2 separate regions of the Mus musculus genome follow, and region 1 is linked to region 2. A link is a loop called in an ENCODE intact Hi-C map of the cell type or tissue named here. Cell type or tissue: left cerebral cortex. All regions are shown on one strand. Links, peaks and the distances in the headings refer to the core of each region. The heading gives the core; the rest is flanking DNA.

Region 1 (6,897 bases), core at 931-4,930, 87 kb after region 2:
TGACTGAACAGGCAAGGCTCCCCACAGTCTCGTGCCTGTGAACACTTGGTCCCCAGCTGACAGCACTGTTTGGAGCAGTTATAAAGCCTTTGGAAGCGGAGCCTTGCTGAAGAAAGTGGGGCATGTAGGTAGAGTGGACTCAAGGTTTATACCATCTCTGGTTCCAATCCAGCTCTGTTTCTAAGGTCATGGCCACATGGTGAAGAAGCCATCACACTCCCTACTACCGCTGAGCCGCTCCAGCCAGCCTTGCCTACCATGACAGACTCAACTCTGAAACCATGAGCCTAAATGAGCCCTGTTCACTCAGCTCCATCCTGTCAGATATGTTGGTCACAGCAATGAGAAAAATGAATGCAGCATCTGAGCCTCAATGACCTGCCGCTCTTTGCCAGACTCGCCAACTCTCCAGTTGGTATTTCTGAGAACTAAGGCTCTGTTTTCTCTGTCAGCAGCACCCGAGCCCCGGTCGATCCTGTCTCAAGTCAGGTCTCTCTGAGCAGCAAATCTGAGACTGCACCACCACGATCCCTGATCCCTCACTGTTGGCTGTTAATTTTGTTCACCTTTGTTCAGCAGTGTGCCTGTTACTTGCCATATGCACACACATAAAAAGTAAACCTATAAAAAAAAATAGAGTATAAAAACTAAGGCTTACCCTATACGGAAAAACTGCATAAGATCCAGGTTCCATTCTAAGAACTTTGTGTAAGGCAAGGGATACGCTTGCTACAAATGCTAATCAAAAGCACAGAGAGGCTAATTTACTCAAGGCACACAGCTTCTAAGTAGTTAGTTTAGAATCAATCTTTTGGGGGTGGGGGTTGAGTAGCATGTTGATGTGTGTCCAGGTACAATGTATCTGAAGCTACAAGTGCTCATGGTATGTGCCTGTGTGTGGAGACCAGAGATCAACCTTGGTTGTCATTTCTCGGGATGCTGTCATTCTTGTATTCTGCTAGGTTAGCTGGCCAATAAACCCCTAAGGAACTCCCTGCCCTTGCCGCTCCAGTGCTAGGATTACAAGTACCTGCTAGCACGTCTGGCTTTCCCACCTGTGTTCTGGATATCAAACCCAGGGGCTCATGGATGTGCAGCAAACACTTTACTGACTGAGCTATCTCTTTCTTCTCCCCCAGCCCGTGGTCTTACTCAGGGCATCCTGGCACCTTCCCAAGACAGCAGCAACTTTCTCTGTCCTGCTCACTGAAGGTGCTCTGAGAGCCTAGCATGCTGGGAAGTGAGCATTGCAGAAGACTGACTCAACTCTGGCCCTAAATGGTTTTCTGGCTCCGATCCCACCCAGATGATCACTAATCATGGCTCCTACGGCCAATCCCACTGTTGACTCTGCCTTCATCACAATCACAGGGGCCATCGGAATCACAGCACAGCCGTGAGTCAGCTCCCGGTGTCTTCATTCACAAGCAAGGGTTTTAAGGACCCAAAAAGCAGCACTGCCCTTTCTCAACAAGCTTAGATATCTATCCTGTTTACTCTTCTTTCTTAAGTCCAGGAGCCAGGCAGGGACCAATTTAGAATAGTCAAGGCTCGTTTCTTGTTTCTTGCCACAGCTAAACACAGAAATATCAAGATCTCTGGAAAAAATGCAGGGTGTGGTGGCACATACGCCTTTAACGGCAGCACTGGGGAGGCAGAGGCAAATGGATCTCTGTGAGTCTAATGCTAATCTGGTGTACATATCAAGTTCCAGGCCAGCCAAGGCTATATAGTGAGACCCTGACTCAAAAGGACAAAGCAAGCAAACAAACAAATGGAAAAATGTGAATTGGGAATTAAACATAAAATCCAGTCCAATTTGCTTACAGTTATTTGTCAAACGGAGCACAGCCTCAACCTAGCACCTCCCCCAACACACACACACACACACACACACACACACACACACACACACACTCAGATAACAATGTTTGTATCTTTAATAAATCACATTCCCAGGCTGGGAAGGAACCTGTTGCTTAACCGAAAAGCTGTCCAACAAAAACCATCCTAGCAGCTAGACTCCCTTTCCTTCAGGAGCAGTTGGCTGAGGCTCACAGGGACATGTGGTTTCTGCTATTCTTACTCTTCAGGGTGGTGCTATTTTTCCTCTAAGCACCGTAGCCCAGCAACCCCAAGGAAACCTGATTAACTTCCTCAGGGATGTGCTTGTAAAACTCAGCTCTTGTGGCTTCGGGGAAATCTAAATGGCTTCCCTCTTCCTTCATAAAAACCTTAAAATGCTCACAGAGGAGATTAGCAAAAACCGGAACTTGCTTCTGATATCACTATTCTTCGTTCTGTTTTTGAAATGTGGGTCAGGAGTAGGCATTATGCCCCACCTCTTCAAAGAACTGCTTCATTAATAAACTCAATAGCTGGAGTCTAGGGTTCCGAAATGAACAGCTACATGGACTGTGTCAGGTGATGCAACCAAAACACAGAACCATCCTGCTCCAAAGAGATGCTGGAAAGTAGTTCACGCCGGCCGCAGCTGGAACTGCAGAGAGGAGTCCTTCTGAACACACAGGCTAGAGACTCAAGAAGCAGCAGCTAAGCACTGAGTCACTGCAAACTGGTAATGACAAGCCGGAGGTTCTCATATGACATGTCTCTTAGCAACTGATGGCCCTGGATATCAGGAAGAAAAGTGAGGCAGGGGAATATGAGGGCAGGACCAGACATAACTTACTCAGGACTGTGGTACATCATATGTGGGCCTTATCATTAACTGATATTTTTAAAAGGAGTGTGCTGGAGCTAGGGATGCAGTTCAGTGGAAGAGCACATACTTAGAGTATGTGAGGTTCTGGGTTTGACCCTCAGCACCAAAAACTATAAAATAAAAGGTAGTGCGCTTGGATATAATAACTGATAAGGTTTCAGTTCCTCTTAAGTTCTGTCACTCAGGCAAGTGTCTCATCTAGTCCCTACTCTAGCCCAGAATGATGTCATTCTGGTAACTACGCCGAGAGGTGGGCACCACTGCCATCTCCAACTCCCTGGGGATACTCTAGCATGGCACAAACCTCATGGCGTCACCTGCCCAAGAGAAGACACCTGGAAGGGCAGAAAGCTGAAGTTCTTCCTCACTGCAGCCACATAGGGGACACAGGGCTTCATCTGTCCACCCCAGGCAAGCAGACTTAAAATCTCTGACTCCATCACCGCTCTTCACTTTAGACAATGAAGGTAATCACAGTATCCTCAAAGCACCAGTCCCCAAATAGCTCGAAGGACAGACACTCAATATAAGCTAAATATAAGTAATGGAACTATATCCTTAGAACATTTAACAAGTACACTCCAATGGCTCGTCAACATTTCAAATATGATGGATGCATTCAGAAGATAATAATCTCACCTTCCCATCTAAGCCCCAGCAAGTCACTGAGGTTCTCTTAAGACATGCCCAGGGTGAGAGGACCAGAGCTATGTGAATTTGCACACAGTGCAAGAGCTAGTTGTAGGAGTGGTTGGCCTGCTCAATCCCTTTACATAATTATACACTTCTGCTCTTCAAACTTAAAGAGATTCACCCCGGTTCAGAGCCAAGACAAATTCATCTAAGGATAAAATTAGGATGGGTGGTAGCCCTGACTGGCCTTGAACTTGCTACAGATACCAGACTGGTTTTCAACCTAGAGCTATCCTCCTGTGTCTGCTGCCTCATCATCCCAGGTGTGGGATACCACACCAAACGTTTGATTTCTCAAGGATCTCAGTAAAGTCACTGGAAATGTTCAAAATGGCAGTATCATAAGAATGCTAGTTTTAATGTTACAATTTTCTGCTTCCAAATGGGAAGGGAGAAAAAGAAGAATGGAGGAGGAGGAAGGAAGGGAGGGAGGGAGGAAGGGAGGGAGGGAGGGAGGGAAGAAAGGTGAGAGGGAGTGAAGGAGAGAAGGAAGGAGGGAAGGAGGGAGGGAAGAAGAGAAAAAGAAATTGAGCTAAATTGAATCTATCTCAACTCACTGTCAGTAATGTTGGTGTTCTGTGACAATATTGACATTTCCTTCAAATAGGCAGTTAGTAAATAATCATATATTGAAAAAATTTTTTTAAGTTTCAAGAACCTATAACCATCACTGTACTAAACCAGCACAATCCCTAAATACATTCTAAATATTTATCCTTATTCCCACAGATAAACCCCTCATCAAGGAAACCTCTCTTTGAAACAGATAGAAAGCACAATTGATAAAATCACAGAGTTGTAGGGACCAGTCCCAGATGAGACATCTGTCATATAACTTCTGCACCTCAGGCCCAGGGATCATTCTGGAAAAGGAGCAGAAGGATTCTAAGAGCCAGAGGTACACAGAGTTTGCTGTGAAACTGAATCTCTTAGAAATGTCAGAAACTATACACATGAAGTCTCACCTAAACATGGTTTAAACAAGGTTGACATCAATAGACATGCTCATGTGGCAAGAAGAAAGCCCGTGAGGGCTCAACTCTACACAATAAATACAAGCAACAAGGAATCCTCAGAGAGAAATAAGTCTTCCCCAGGAAAGAGCACCCCAACTGGTTATCCAGTACCAAATAGTCCTGAAAGTGTGTGTGTGTGTGTGTGTGTGTGTGTGTGTGTGTGTCTGAGTGTGTGTTTCTGAGTGTGTGTGTTTGTGTCTGTGTGTGTATCTGTGTGTGTGTCTGTGTGTATATGTCTGTCTGTGTGTGTGTGTGTGTGTGTGTGTGTGTCTGTATCTGTGTGTGTGTGTGTTTGTGTCTGTGTGTGTGTCTGTGTCTATGTGTCTGTGTGTGTGTGTCTGTGTGTGTCTGTGTCTGTGTGTGTCTGTGTCTGTGTGTGTATGATATTATATGTAGTCAGTGATCACTCTCAGTACTCAACTAATCGAGGCAGGTGGACCTCTGTGAGTTGGAGGCCAACTTGATCTATATGTGGGTTCTAGGACAGCCAGGGCTACAAAGTGAGACCTTCTCAAAAACCAAAACATATAGATAGAGATAGAGAGAAATATGAAGGAGGAAAGAAGGACACACACACATTAAAGAAAAAGAGACCATGAATTTAAAGGAGCAAGGGGTGGGTGTGTGGGAAGGTTTGGAGGGAGGAAAGGAAAGGAAAGAGGAAAATGTAATTATAGTATAATAAAAAACATAGTACTAAAAAATAAAATAAAATAAAACGTCTCAAAAGGCCAAGATAAAAAAGTTGGGTGATTCCTACCTAAGCAGGTAAGAATTCTCACTTCACTGATCTTCATTTTCTTTAACCAACTGTAATATGACAGTCCAAGAAAGTTTTCAATAAGAACTGGAACACAGAAATATTTACAACCTTTCTGTCTCCTATGATTACCTTTCCAAGAAGGATCCTTGTGTAACAACTAACCCCAACTATCTCTCCTTAACCATTGAGAACATTTGTGCGTAGGACCAAAATGACCAGGCACAGGGCCCACGCAGGTCATTTAGCACAGAAGAAACTGAATTCAGAATCAAGGGTAAGTTAAGAACTTCTTTAGTTTTCTACAGCTTTCACCCCAGCAGTCAAGAAGCAGAAACAGGCAGATCCTGCGAATGTGAGGCCATCTGGGTCTACGTACTAAGTTTGAGACCATCTAGAGATACCTAGAGAGATCCTACATCAAAGAAAAGCAGGAAGTCTTCCCTGACCCAACACCCTCATTTCAGATAATGTAAAGAGTAACTCTACACAGGCTGCAGTCATATACTCAAGACCATGGCTACCTTGATTCTCACAAATCAAGAAAGTTACAGAGACTCCTGACAGTCATACTCGGTGACTCATGGAAGAAAGCCCAGGGGTGGCCATCATGCTCAAAGGAGGGATAGAAGGGCCACTTCAGAGAAGTGAGAGGCAGCAGACATCTTCTAACCTTAACCTTGGGCAAGAACTTCAACTGCAGGTCTCAAGCTGGTCATCTATAAAGAAAGAGAAAGTTCTTTGGGGAGGTCACAAAACTAATCTGAGACTAGAATGCTATACTATTTGGGCGATAAAACGTATTTTAAAAGTGTTTTAAAGCGGGACATGTTAGCATATGCTGTTAATCTCAGCATTTGAGACAGAAGTAGGCAGATCTCTGTGAGTTAGCAGCCAGAACCGTCTACACAGCCAGTTCTAGGCCAGCCACAGCTATATAACCAGACCTGTCTCAAAAACACACAAAGCCTGTTGAAAAGAGGATAATGATATGAAAAATGGCCACCGTGTAGCCTTCTGCACTTGCTTCCTCACAGAAACAAAATTGTGTTTGAATTAAATAAATGCTAAGCTTGAGGATCCATTAAGGCAAAAACGCGTCCTTCTGTTAGCTCTGGATTGTAAATACCTAGCATTCCAACCACTAAGAGCCAATTAAGGGAAGACAGCTCACTAGATAAAATGTTTGCCTCACAAGAGCAAGGACCTGAACTGGATCCCCACAGCCCACATTTTAAGAAAAAGGTCAGGCATGGTGGTATACTGGCTTGTGTGTTTGCAATCCCAGCACACTGGGGAAGAGACTGACAGATCTCTGGGCTCACTGGCCAGCCAGCACAGCCTCCTGGAGTTCTGGGCCAGGGAAAGACACTGTCTCAAAAGAGCAAAGGGACGGGACTGGAGAGACAACTTAAAGGAACCCAACAACCTTCCCTAGCCTCAAGCACCTGCATGGTCATGCACAGAATCGCACACAGACATACATATACACAGCATTAAAAATCAATCTAAACAAAAAGTAAACCACTCGAGGAACAATAGCTAAGGTTCACCTCTTGCCTCCACATGCGTGTTCCCACTTATGCACAAGCAGGAACACACACGTGCACTCACACAAAAGTATACAATAGAGTGGAATCGTTTTTAATTTTTTAGGTTAACAAATAATGGGTTTTATCTCGGCATCTTCAAAGGCATGTCAT
Region 2 (6,897 bases), core at 1,490-5,489:
ATGCCTTCGGTCGCTGAAATGCGACCTGGGGAGTTTCTCTGACACTCCCTAGCTTGGTCTCATCCGTGAAACCACAGCGCCTTGCTAGGCACGGCGAGGTAAAGGTGACCCAAAACCTCAGCAAAATGGGAGCTCAAGTTTGAAGCCAGACTAGGGTACTCATCAAGACGCTGTTGAGAGTGTGTGGGTGTTAAGTGTCTCCGGTAGGGAAGGTAGCACATTCGAAGTTAATTTATCAATTAATGTTACTAGAAGAAGTGTGTTGCTACTCGCCAGACTCAATCCAAACAGAGTTTAAGAAAATACATCAAAAGTAAATAAATTCTAAAAGTGTGCCACATGATTGTTCTGAAATTTAAATGAGTTACGTACCCAGTGCGTACGCAGGGAGTCACCCAACCAAAGAAACCACTCAGCTTTTACTCACACCAAATGCCATCCCTACAACACAATCCCAGCATACCAGCGCTGGCACAGTGGCTGGCACATTGTGGGCAGTGCTGTCCTTCCTGGCACTATCCCTGAAGAGCTCAGGTCCATGGGGCCATGTGTATCACCAGCCCAGCCCTCTAAGATCCCTCTCGGCAGGGTCCTTCTTCTCCGCCTATCCCAAGGTCCCCACCACACACTTTGTGCTTTGTTGGAGGCTTAGGTGTGTCAGGTCAGAGAGGATGGTAACAGATGGTAGTTCCCAGAACTCCTTGTCACCACTGATCTCTCAGGAACCCACAGCCAGTCTTGCCTGCTCTGTCATTTGCTTACAAGCCACCCTGCTGAGGAAACTCCCCAGGAGTTCCTCTGGTCCGTATGCTGTTCTGCACTGTTGGCTCTGGGATGGGCAGAGGAAGTAAGGAGGCAGTGCTTTCTGATGGCAGGCCTCACCTCACCTGCCAGAGCTTGACTGCTACTGCAGCCGCCTTGCCAGTGGCTCTCACCCAACCTGCAGGCTTCTGTAGATCAACATCATGCTGGACACTTAAACATCAGGCGCAGGAGACGAAAGCCACTCAGAACCCAGAGGGCAATCCCTTGGGGTAAATGTGGATATTCTGTTTTCACAAAGGAGAAAACTACAGTTCTAGTAGCGACCTATACAATGTGGGGCTCAGCCTGTGAGGTTGGGACTCTGAGGATGAAACTTAAAGCGTTTCCATAGCCATCTCCCACACAGACTATGAGTATCCTGAAGGAAGAAGGGCTCTGTGTCTTCCTCCATCAGAGGCAGAGCAGGGTGTCTGAGGAGCCTGTGGGGACACTTCCCGATACTCCACTTCCCTCCTTGGAGCGCTATGAAAAATGGCACTGTGCAGGAGTGTGGAATTACTTCTCACGGGCTGACTAATAACTCCTGGCCAATGAGAGCAAAGGTGACCCGTTCTCCTATGCACTGCTGAAAAGACCCAGGAGGACTTCTTCGCCACTTTTGGCTAAACGCATGGAAGAGTCTTTAATGCATGTGGGATGTACATATAAAAGAAAATAGATGATTAACAAAGCAAGCAAGCTCTATAGGGAAATGAAAGAGAATCCTGGGCTAGGACTGAGAAAAGTCAGTTGACCAAGGAATTTATCTCACTCTTCAATTAAGTCTATTGTGTCTATTCAATTCAATACTTCCACCTGCTATTACCTTGTTATTTTCTGTCCTCTAATTTATTCCACTATATGTGTGCTCATACAGAGGTGTGTGAGTGTATGCATGTGTGTGTGAGTGTGTGTGTGTGTGTGTGTGTGTGTGTGTGTGCGCGCGCGCGCGTGCGCAGGAGGTACACCTGCCTCAGAGCACATGTGGAGGTCTGATACAACTTGCTGGAGTTGCCTCTCTTCTTCCACTACACAGGTTCTGGGGAATCAAACTCAGGTCATCAGACTCAGCAGCAAGCTTTCTTTACAAGAGGGCTGGAGGCACAGGTGAGACTGAAGGGATCAGGACTGCTTAGCACCATGGCTATGTAAGGTCTTCCTGCAAATCCCAGTAAAGACTCTGCAGATGCTGCCTAAGACACATTACTAAGCATCACAGGTCTCCAGATTGCCCAGCTTCCCTTTCCCCACCCACCCCCCCATGTCGTCACTATCCTACTTAGATCACTACGAAACATGTCTGGCTACTATGAGGACAGTGGGTTGTCTACTTAGTCTACCCTATACGTGCAGGGATTCTCTTTTCTGTTTGTCTATCTGCCACACTTCTGCAATCAAGAGATCAGTATAAACCTATCAGCATCCTGCCCCTACTAACAGTTGTGTAACATGGGGACATGTTACTGAACCCCAGTTTTGCTCTTATTCGTCCCCCAAGATCTCACATGTTGAAGGTTCAGTCCCCAGCCAAGCATGTTCCAGGGTGGGGTCTTTGAGGAGACAAGAGAGGTATGACCTTATTAATGGAGGGATCGGCTGATAGTTTCCTAACTTGACACGTTATTGGGAAGTGGTGGAAACTGGAGGTGTAGGAGCAGGCTGTGGTGCTGTACCACATCTTCTCTGCCTCCTCAGGCCCCTCCCCTTTGCAACCTACAACCAGATGCCAGGTAGCTTGCACTAGGCACTCAACCTCTATTCCTAATCACAGACACAAAGCAACTAGGACAAGCAACCATGCTCCTCAATTGGTGCAGCCATGGCCCAAAAGAAATCCCCTAGCTTTTAAAATGTTCTACCCCAAATGTTCTGCCACGGCAACAGGAAGACAACACATTAAGCTTCCTAACTGGCAAACTGAAAATAACAGTGCATGGCGGGCTTGTCATGAAGATAAAGTCTGATGGCTATGTGGGCACAGTGGCTGCCACTCAGCAGACCCCAAGAGGTCTTCACTGTGCCTTTCAGTCAATGCTTTGCCTGGTAAAGAATGGGCTCAGCCCTAGCTTCACACACAGGTGAGGACAATGTTTCCTGAAGTAGAAACACACTTCTTAAGGTGGAACTGCTGAAGATGGGACAGAAGCTGGAGCTTGAATCCACACGAAGCATCAGGCCCCAAACTGCATGGTCTCCAACTCCCCCTCTCCACATCTATTCCTCTCAGCCTTAAACACACAGTAGCCAGTTCCCTGCTCCATTCTGTCTCCATAAAGTTTTTTTTGCATTTCCTGTCCCCAGTCTACACATACCAGAGACTACAAATTGGGAACACAGAGCTCATAGACAGATGCAAGCTAGATAAGATCAAGAATTAGAACCAGGGATGGGAGAAAGCTGTCAGTAAAGCACTTGATGCAAGCATGAGAACCTGAGTTGGGTCGGGTCCCCAGAACCTCAGTAAAAGCTGGGTTGGTGATACACTGGGGATGCAGAGACTGGAGGATACCTGGAGCCTAGTGGCTAGCCAGGGTAGCCAACTCTGCGAGCTTCAGGTCAAGCCTGTAGAATGATACCCAAGCCTTTTCTCTGGTCCCCATATGTATGTGCACACATGTACACCTACATGCATCCACACACAACATATACAAATATGCACACAAGAGAGAAACACACGTCAGAACCCATTTGGCAGCACCTTCTAAAGTCTAACAAACACCTATTCTAAGACCTACGTTTCTTACACACACACACACACACACACGGGGGGGGGGGGAGAATATGTTCTAAAAAAAATACTAGGAAAAAACAAGGCATCTTTAATGAAAAGACCTCTGAGTTATAAAGTACCCAGCTACCTAAAAAACAGAAAAATAAACACATATAACATGGTCACAAAGTAGAATATTACACAGTCAGTAAAAAGAGCTACTGATACGCTCAAAATGAAGGTGTCCTCTAAACATAAAAAAGTCAACCTAACATAAAAAAGTACATATTATAGTTATTTCTTATTGAAAAATCATAAGCAGGCAAGACACATGTAGAGTGATAACAGTAAAAGTCAGGCCAGTGCTAAGGCCAGGCAACTCTGAAAACACAGCTCCCTCTGGTGGTAGTTACAGAGAAGACACTGGTTAAAATATCAAGCTGTATTTATTTATTAAAGTACTTTATGTGCTTTAAGTATTTTTTGAATTCAATTTTTAAAAGAACAAAGACATTAAAAACATCAAACTGGGATAGCAGCCAAGATGGCAAGCCTTGCTGCTGTCCACAAGCAAAGTGCTGACTTGCTTTCTGGCTGAGCCCGAGCTAACCTTGTGTCTAGGGATGGGAAGTTTGGATCAGGTGCATCTGCTGTGGTAGGCCCCACAACAAACCCTGAGGCTGGCAGAAGTCTGCAGTTAACTCTCAGAGTCGCTCATTCATTCCACACACACTGTCCTGGGCTGACTTCAGCATTAATCACCGCTGAGTTGTATTCTCTGGCACATCTGGTGGTTCTTGGTTGAGACATTATGCTTCCACTTTACCAGAACCAAAATGCATCCCTCCAAATGCTTACACTCTGCTCACCAAGGTTTCAGATTAACAGGAAGGGGTTAGGGACCGTGCACGGAATTATTATAAGGCACGCTACAATCTCAGTGGCCCACACTCAGTGGGCGGGAGAGGGATGTGTACACTGGAGAGCCCCGGCGGTCTGAACCCTCACAGTGCCAGGCATGAGTGGTCCACGCTCACAATCCCAGCATTCAGGGGCTAACTGAAGCAGGAGGACCTTATGGGCTGCATGATGAGTTTCACACACACCTAGGCTAGGCTGCACAAGGAGATCTTGCATCTGCAAATGAAACAAGGGCTAAGAAGATTTCCTGGGCAAAGGAAGCACTGACAGGAAATTCCCAGAAGCTCTTGGGCCAGCAAGCCAAGCCTACACAGCAGTGAACAAAATAGACTGTGTATCAAACAAGACAGAAGTCAAAGACGACACAGGAAGTTGCCCTGGGACCCTCACATGAGTATCATACAAACATAGGCCTGCACTCATTCCTCTCTCGCCACATGGTTGTGCATGTGTGTAAAAGACTGAAGAAGGGAGGAGGAGGAGGGAGGGATAAAGAAGGGAGAGGAAGGGAATAAGGAGAGGGGGAGGGGGAGGGGGAGGGGGGGGGACACAAAACCAAGCACTGTTCTCATTTACTGTGGTGGTTTGAATAGGTTTAGCCACCACAGACTCAAGTGTTTGAATGCTTATCCCACAGGGAGTGATACTATTAGGAGGTGTGTCCTTGTTGAAATAGTTGTGGCCTGATTGGAGGAAGTGTGGGCTTTATGGGATTGGGGATGGGCTTTGCCAGTCTTCTCCTGACTGATATAAAATTCTTGGCTCCTTCTCCAGCACCCTGTCTGCCTGGATGCTGCCCTGCTTCCTGCCATGATGATAATGGACTGAACCTCTGCGCCTGTAACCCAGCCCCAATTAAATGTTGTCCTTCATAAGAGTTGCCTTGGTCATGGTGTCTCCTTATGGCAATGAAAACCTAACTAAGTCACTTACTCTGTAGGGAGGGGCTCAGCCCCCTGGTGAAGGCATCCATCTCCTCTGGGATTCTCTGGAGGACTAGGCTTTCTCCTCCAACTCTAATACTCTAAGATGCTTAAAAATGAGTTACAGATTAGTAACTAGTATGACAACAATGAGAGAGAAAATGAAATTGCTAAGAGACTGACTCATTCGACTTGGTCACTGGTTTGCCTTTGCCTACCAATCTGCAGGGGGAAGAAAGGCAGAGGAAACAAACGTGGGTGTTTGGAGCTTTAAGAAAACAAACACTTGGGCTTAGGCTATAGATCAACAGTAGAACATTTGGCTAACACACAGCAGGCCACAGTTCCATTAGCAGCAGGAGTATGGGAGAGTGTGTGTGCACATGCATGCACATATGCACATACATGACTATGCACACTTCCATAGGGTATTTTTTCTACGTCCACCCAGGGTCCAACTCCCCAGAGATATCCCCATGGGAATCCAGCTGCAGAGCAGGTTCCCACTGGAGAGGATTCTCAGCCCACTCACCTACTGTAAGATGTGGAGAGCATACAGAAATCCTCCCACTGAAACAGCTCTGAATCCTCAACTGACGATAAGACGCACAAGGTTTTCAATCACATGCAAAACAAAGGGCTGGGCCATAGCGTCCAGCACCACCTCTGTCAGAGGCTTCAGGCCTCAAGCCAAAAGTTTGATATAAATAAGAAGGCAGGACCATTCTTTATATATCAAATCAAGAAATAATGAATTTTCTCCCATCATCCAGTGTTTATTATACTCTAAGATGAGAAGAGAAATGAAAGATAAGACACACAAGAAACTGGGCAGGTAGGACTCCCACCAGGACCTGAGTTCCTAACACTATAGCCTACCCATCAAAGCTGTTGACCTGTTTACAAACCAACCAAAGCCTGGTCCTGTCCACAGCTCGAAGGAGGCTGCCAGGAGTGATTTACAGACAGCTGTTTTGTCTATGAAACTGACGGGGTAGGGGAGCAGCTAGAGATGGGAAGAGGTTTTAGCATGGGGCAGTTCTCCTGGGCTATAATTATTCAGGCTGGCTGGCTGCTTTCTTTGCCCCAGTTGGAGTTCTGTCTCCAAGGTGCTGGGATCAGTCATCATGAGCCTTGCTGAGCAATGGCTGCTATTGCTATGCCAGCAATCTACCTTAAAAAAAACTATACTGATAAACAAGAGAATCCCCATCAGGCAGGCTGCAGCCTAATTGGGATGAGTCATCTCACAGAGCACCCAGGACTTGTGCTGAAATGCTCCTCAAAAATTTCTCAACTTGTTGATGTAAAACCATAAATAAAGAGGCAAGCAAAGATCACCGGTCTCAGGATACCAGGGGAAACCTTGAGAAGCAATCATTGCTGTGGCACTTCCTTGAGAACAGAAAAAGCGGGCCCACTGGCATCTACAGTAAGTGGGATGGAGGAGAGAACCTGCAGAAAAAGCCATGGTCCTCTCTGAAAGAGAGTTGTAGCCTTGTGTAAAGTAACGACATTACTTTTTACACAAAAGTTACA

Evidence for each region. A loop is a pair of places that touch in the nucleus more often than their neighbours do. Peaks named below come from ENCODE experiments on the same cell type or tissue, not always from the same donor. Only the 100,000 strongest peaks of a DNase experiment are listed, where the experiment ranks them.
Region 1: it touches region 2 in a loop (2.3-fold over the local background); 2 of 42 quality-filtered maps call a loop at or near these places.

What each region holds. Positions count from the first base shown.
Region 1 is chr6:94,223,981-94,230,877 of GRCm38, forward strand. All of the region lies in intron 1 of Magi1 (membrane associated guanylate kinase, WW and PDZ domain containing 1), which reads right to left. All of the region lies in intron 1 of 4930511A08Rik (RIKEN cDNA 4930511A08 gene), which reads right to left. Gm52867 (a long non-coding RNA gene) reads right to left here and starts at 3,874. Exons shown (of 2, transcript XR_003956333.1): 1 at 1-3,874. In left cerebral cortex, for the core only: a CTCF peak has its summit at 2,494; DNase peaks (open chromatin) are centred at 1,395, 1,543, 2,075 and 2,521; H3K4me3 peaks cover 422 bases; H3K27ac peaks cover 1,688 bases.
Region 2 is chr6:94,136,107-94,143,003 of GRCm38, forward strand. All of the region lies in intron 1 of Magi1 (membrane associated guanylate kinase, WW and PDZ domain containing 1), which reads right to left. The region is part of intron 1 of 4930511A08Rik (RIKEN cDNA 4930511A08 gene); the gene reads right to left. Among named protein-coding and RNA genes, the nearest start is that of Gm52867, 88 kb to the right of the region's middle. In left cerebral cortex, for the core only: a CTCF peak has its summit at 3,912 (motif pointing left); a DNase peak (open chromatin) is centred at 3,976.